Regions from separate parts of the Homo sapiens genome. Here region 1 is linked to region 2. Evidence: read pairs that join two places in POLR2A ChIA-PET (ENCODE). Cell type or tissue: HepG2. All regions are shown on one strand.

What was found. Peaks named below come from ENCODE experiments on the same cell type or tissue, not always from the same donor. Only the 100,000 strongest peaks of a DNase experiment are listed, where the experiment ranks them.
Region 1: POLR2A ChIA-PET joins it to region 2 with 12 read pairs; 10 of 35 experiments call an interaction of 5 or more read pairs at or near these places.

What each region holds. Positions count from the first base shown.
Region 1 is chr20:32,540,334-32,542,833 of GRCh38, reverse strand. The region is part of intron 1 of NOL4L (nucleolar protein 4 like); the gene reads left to right. It overlaps LOC105372592 (a long non-coding RNA gene), which reads right to left. Exons shown (of 3, transcript XR_007067563.1): 3 at 881-1,660. Among named protein-coding and RNA genes, the nearest start is that of NOL4L-AS1, 20 kb to the left of the region's middle. RefSeq lists enhancers at 738-1,243, 1,244-1,749. In HepG2, no CTCF peak of the experiment used is centred here; a DNase peak (open chromatin) is centred at 1,233; H3K4me3 peaks cover 475 bases.
Region 2 is chr20:32,472,465-32,474,964 of GRCh38, reverse strand. NOL4L (nucleolar protein 4 like) reads left to right here. Exons shown (of 11, transcript NM_001256798.2): 5 at 223-364. Among named protein-coding and RNA genes, the nearest start is that of NOL4L-AS1, 87 kb to the left of the region's middle. RefSeq lists an enhancer at 1-425. In HepG2, no CTCF peak of the experiment used is centred here; DNase peaks (open chromatin) are centred at 254, 727 and 1,314; H3K4me3 peaks cover 1,935 bases.

The DNA.
Region 1 (2,500 bases), 68 kb before region 2:
GCTTGGAATGAATCACGGCAATGACTTATATATAGCACCTTCCACATGCCAGGCACTATTAAGGTGTTTCATCTTCACAAAAACTTTCACTGCAGCTTCATGTTATGGCTGGGGAAACTGAGGCATGGAGAGGTTAAGTAACTTGGTAAGGTTCAAGAGACGAGTCAGAAGTAGAGTAGGGGCTGAGCACAGTGGCTCACACCTGTAATCCCAGCACTTTCAGAGGCTGAGGCGGGAGGATCTCTTGAGCCCAGTAGTTCGAGACCAGCGTGGGCAACACAATGAGACTCTGTCTCTGCAAAAAAATAAAAAGATTAGCCAGGTGTAGTGACACATGCCTATGGTCCAGTTACTTGGGAGGCTGAGGTGGGAGGATTGCTTAAGCCTTGGAGGTCGAGGCTGCAGTGAGCCGTGATCCTGCCACTATACTCCAGTCTGGGTGACACAGCGAGACCCTGTCTCAAAAAAAATTTTTTTAAAAAGAAGTGGAGTAGGATTTGAGCTCAGGCTGTCTGGCTGTTGGTCATCTCTTGGTCATGCTCTCAAATGTCATGCTGTACTGGCCATTGTAGCCTTCTCCCTCTGACCTGCCTGAGCAGCTCTCATTGTCTTGGTGCCCCCGAAACCTGGACTAGCAGCTAGCCCGAGGAGGCACTAGTTAGTGACAGTTTCAGGAATAAGGACACAGGTAAGCCAGTGGATGCGGGACCTTGCCCCAGCCATTCTGAAGCTCTGTGTCCTGAAGCCCAAAGATATGGCCACCTGTCTCCTGGGCTTAGCGCCCCCCACCACCCGCCTGTCCAGACAGCCTCAGGGAAGGACCAGATCCATAAACATGAGGCTCTACTTGGGCTGGGAGGAGTGCTGGGCACTGTACAAGTCCTCAATATTATTGCTTTATTGTCATTTAAATGGAGCCTGCCTCAAACAGGCCACCCAGTTCTAGCCACCAGCTCTGGACAAAACCCCCATTGAAAAGCCAATTACAATCACTCCATCTAAATTGTCATGGATTTGTATAGAAAATTACATCTCCATTTAGTCCTAAAGCGACGTCCTGGGCATGGACAGAGGGGAGGCTGGCCCATTTACCCCGCCAGCTCAGCGCGGGTGCCGCGGGCAGACAGAAAGCCCAAGCTGCTGGGTCTTGGCCGGCCCAGGAACAAAGGCCAGTTTGTGGGGGCCCAGAGAGAAGCTGGGCCTCTGAGGGCAGCTCAGATTCCAGGCCCGGGCCGATGGACCCTGCACCGCCAGCTGGTCTCTCCTGCTGGCGGCTGTGGCCAGACGAGCTCCTGACAGCCGGCTTCAGGCGGCCCATCAGCCCCGCCACCCCCACCACCATCCAAGGTGGCTGGAGCTTGGCTCATGTCCACACTACCAGGAAATGAAACTCAGGGAGCACTTGACTGGGATCCTGAGATCTTGGTTTCATTCATTCACTCACTGACACATTCAGTGCCTGCTAGTAGCATGAGAAAGGCAATAATGTAGAAGTGAGCTCCAGCTTCAGAGTGCCCTGCATTCAGTTCCAGACTCTGTCCTCAGTAGCCATGAGGCCACTTGCTTATTCCTTTAGTTTTGAAATAGTTGTCGAGTGCCTACTGTGTGCCAGAGAACAGGACAAAATGGTCTTCACTCTTGGCCCTTAAAGTCCAGTGCCCTGGGGAAAATAAACAGGGGCTGACACGGGCTAGTATCCCCATTTCACAGAAGTGTAAGTAGGCAGCTCAGAGGAGCTGGGCATGCTATATGCAAGTGAGAAGGGCCTTCTAGCCAGAGGGAATAGTGTGTGTGTGTGTGTGTGTGTGTGTGTGTGTGTGTGTGTAGGGGGTGGCGAGGCAGGCTGGAGCAGCACTGTGGCATGACATGAGATCGGTGGGGCAACCTACAGACTGTGGGCCTCTTCTCTGAGCCTCGGTTTCCTCATCTGAGGAATGGGGGCGATGACCCCAGCTGCTGGGGACTTGGACAAGGGCTCAGGGAGATAATGTGTGCCAGGTGTTCTGCGTGGAGCTGGGCATGGGATGCTTTTGGCTAACCAGGATAGCCTTACTTAGATGACACTGTGGGCCAAACACGGACCGAGGGCTTTCCACACATTCACTCCTAACATTGACAGTCCCATGTGGCAGGGCTAGGATCCCCATCTCACAGATGGGGAAACGGAGGCAACAGCACAGGGCAGCTAATTATTTGTTCCTGTTCCAGTCATTCTGATTATGGGTTAGCCCAGGGCCTCCACAGAGAAGACCCTCAAAAAGGATTTGTTGAATCAGTGAATGCATCTGGAAGGTCGGTGCTGGGCAGGTGTGGGGGCCGGGGAGGAAGATTCCCGTGTACATGTGTGAAGCTGTGTGGAGTGCTGTGGGATTCTGAGCATGGCTGTGGGCCTGCGTGTAATTGTGTGTGAGACTGTCCAAGGACTGCAGATGGTTGCATGTGTGAGGCTATGTCCATGTCTCTGTGACCTTAACTGTGTGTGACAGTCACACATTGTCTC
Region 2 (2,500 bases):
AGTGCCGGCCCTTAGCCTTGGCTTCCGACAGGAACCAGAGCCGGGGCCACTTCCACCGGGCAAGGGGGAGCACCACCCAGCCCTCACTTCAAGGTTTGAGGGCTCCTGCCGCCTTCAGGGCACTCCCAAACGCCCACTGGCCCTGGGGTCCACCCACAAGGCTGCCTCAGGCTGATGAGAGCCCGTCCCTGCTGAATGCCCACCTTCTTTGTCCCTGCTCAGGATGAGACTTCTGTGAGCAGCGAGGATTTTGATATGAGCGACTCCACATGGATGTCAGCTGACCCGCACCTGGCCTCCAGCCTGAGCCCCAGCCAGGACGAGAGGATGCGGAGCCCGCAGAACCTCCACAGTCAAGAGGACGGTGAGTGCCCCTTGGTGGCAGTTGAGGAGGGGCTGTGCCCGGCCCCCTGCTCCCAGTTGTCCTCAGGTGAGAGGTGTGGACACACTCCAGGGTGGCGGAATCTGGGCCAAGGCCTTTGGGTGGCTCAGGCCCAAGCTTGCACTGCCCCCAGTGTTCTCAGCATCTCCATGGGCCCCAGTGCCCCAGCTCCTGGCTCCTTCCTCCCAAAGATGAGGGAGAGAGCCCATAGGACTGGCAGCCTGCGGGGCGGGGGGTCTGCCTGGTTGCCGGGATGCCATGGGCTTCTGCAATGTGGGTTTCAGAGTTACCAGGGGCAGGCCTGGGAAGGTTCACAGTGTACCTAACCCAGAGCAGTTCCGCTGCCCAGCAAGGGAAACAAGCTGTGTTTCTGCAGCCACATGTGAGGCTATAGCCCAGGTCACCTGGTGAGTGACCAGGCAGTGCAGCTGCCCACATTCACCCTAGCCCCTTGGGATGCGATGCGGCTGGCTGGGGAGCTGTCCGGATTCTTCCCTAGCCCTGACCGCCTCCGCGCAGGGCCTGCCAGGCAGCCTACTCCAGCCTCCCTTGGAATAGAGGCTTCCTTCTCAGGGGTTGGAGAGTTAGGGTCAGGAATCAGACCCCAAAGATCCACCCCGGCCTCCACGTGGACTCCCCCAAGTGGTTGGGCTCTGGGACCCTGGCATCTACCTTGGTGTGCCAGGGTTGTGAGGTGGCCCTGTGAGCACAGCACCCCAGCATCGCCTTTGTTTCCGTGGAGGAGATGGTTGGGGGCAGGGATGAGTGAGCTGGGCCCAAGAACTGGGGTGTAGGAGCCGGAGCCAGCAATTAGGAGGGGTTGAAGGTCGAGGCCTGGAATGTGGGAGGGAGGTGCGGATTAAAAAGGGGTGTAATGTGAACTCTGTGAAACGGGTCAGCCTTAAAGAGTAAATAAGGGGTAGGAGCCTTGCTGTTTGGGTCAAAGTTCATCTCCATGGCAGAACCTGCGCGCCTGCCTCCCGAAGGCCTGAATCCGGCTTTGTTTGGGAGGAGACCCAGTCTGGAGGCAGCTGGAGGTGTCTGGGCCAGGGGCTGGGGAGCACAGGGAGTGGCTGCAGGAGGAGTGGGGTGCGTGGCTGCCGGCAAAGAAAAGGCTTTTGTGCTTGATGCCTCGTGAGGTCGGTGCGACCCCCTCGTGCTGCCAGCCTCCCAGGCCAGTGCCGCCTTCCAGCGTTCCCACGGGGGTGGGGACCGGCGGGGGCAGCCACGTGCTCTGGGGGGCTCTGGGGCTGGGACAAGCGCAGCAGCTGACCTCCCGCCTCAACTGAGCCGATTGAGGCCACGCCCAAGGAACACTGAGGGCGGTGCCTGCAGAGCCCAGCTGGGGCCACAGGCTGTGGTCCCCCACAAGAAGGGTCTGGGACAGTTGTTCAGAAACCCAGAGCAGTGGGGCTGAAGGGACCATGGTCCCCCTACTCATTCCCAAGCAGATCTCATGCTGTTATTCCTCATGACCACCCTTTGAGAGCGTGATCTCTCTTGGAGACACGTCCTGGGGAGGTCTGGTGATTTGGGGGCTGTCAGGATCAGGTAGCTGACAGTGGCATTTCTGTGGGGTCCATGGGGTTCCCTCAGCACCTGCTGCCCAGAGGCTGGCTGGCCTGGCCATGAGGATGAGGCTGAGAGATGCAGGGAGGCTGGGGGGTCTGTAGGTCCCCAAGAGCCCAGTGCGGGGTCAGCCTGGGGTAGTCAGACACCACCTTCCCCTCCTGATGGACACCAGAGCTGGGACAGGGAGGATGCTGTTGACCACAGGGCCGTGGGCCTCACTGTCCCCTCCGAGACACTCATGGAGTTGTGGGCCACCCCGCTGGCTGGCTGAGACCCTGGGCAGGGCACAGGCCTTGGGAAGGCCCAGGCAGCTGGCCTGGCCTCTGCTGCCTCTTCTGGGCCTGTGGGCCTGTTGGTGTCTGTCCAGAGCAGTGGGTTTCCAGCCTAGAGTCCTGGGCCATCTTCTGGCCCCCCTGGAGACATACAACCAGCCCCTCTTGAAGGTGCTCACGGTGCAGAAATGTGAGGTCCAGCTCCCATGAGTGAGTCAAGGGGCTCCCATCAGAGCACTCTCAGGCCCCTGTTATTGACGCAGGACTAGGCAGG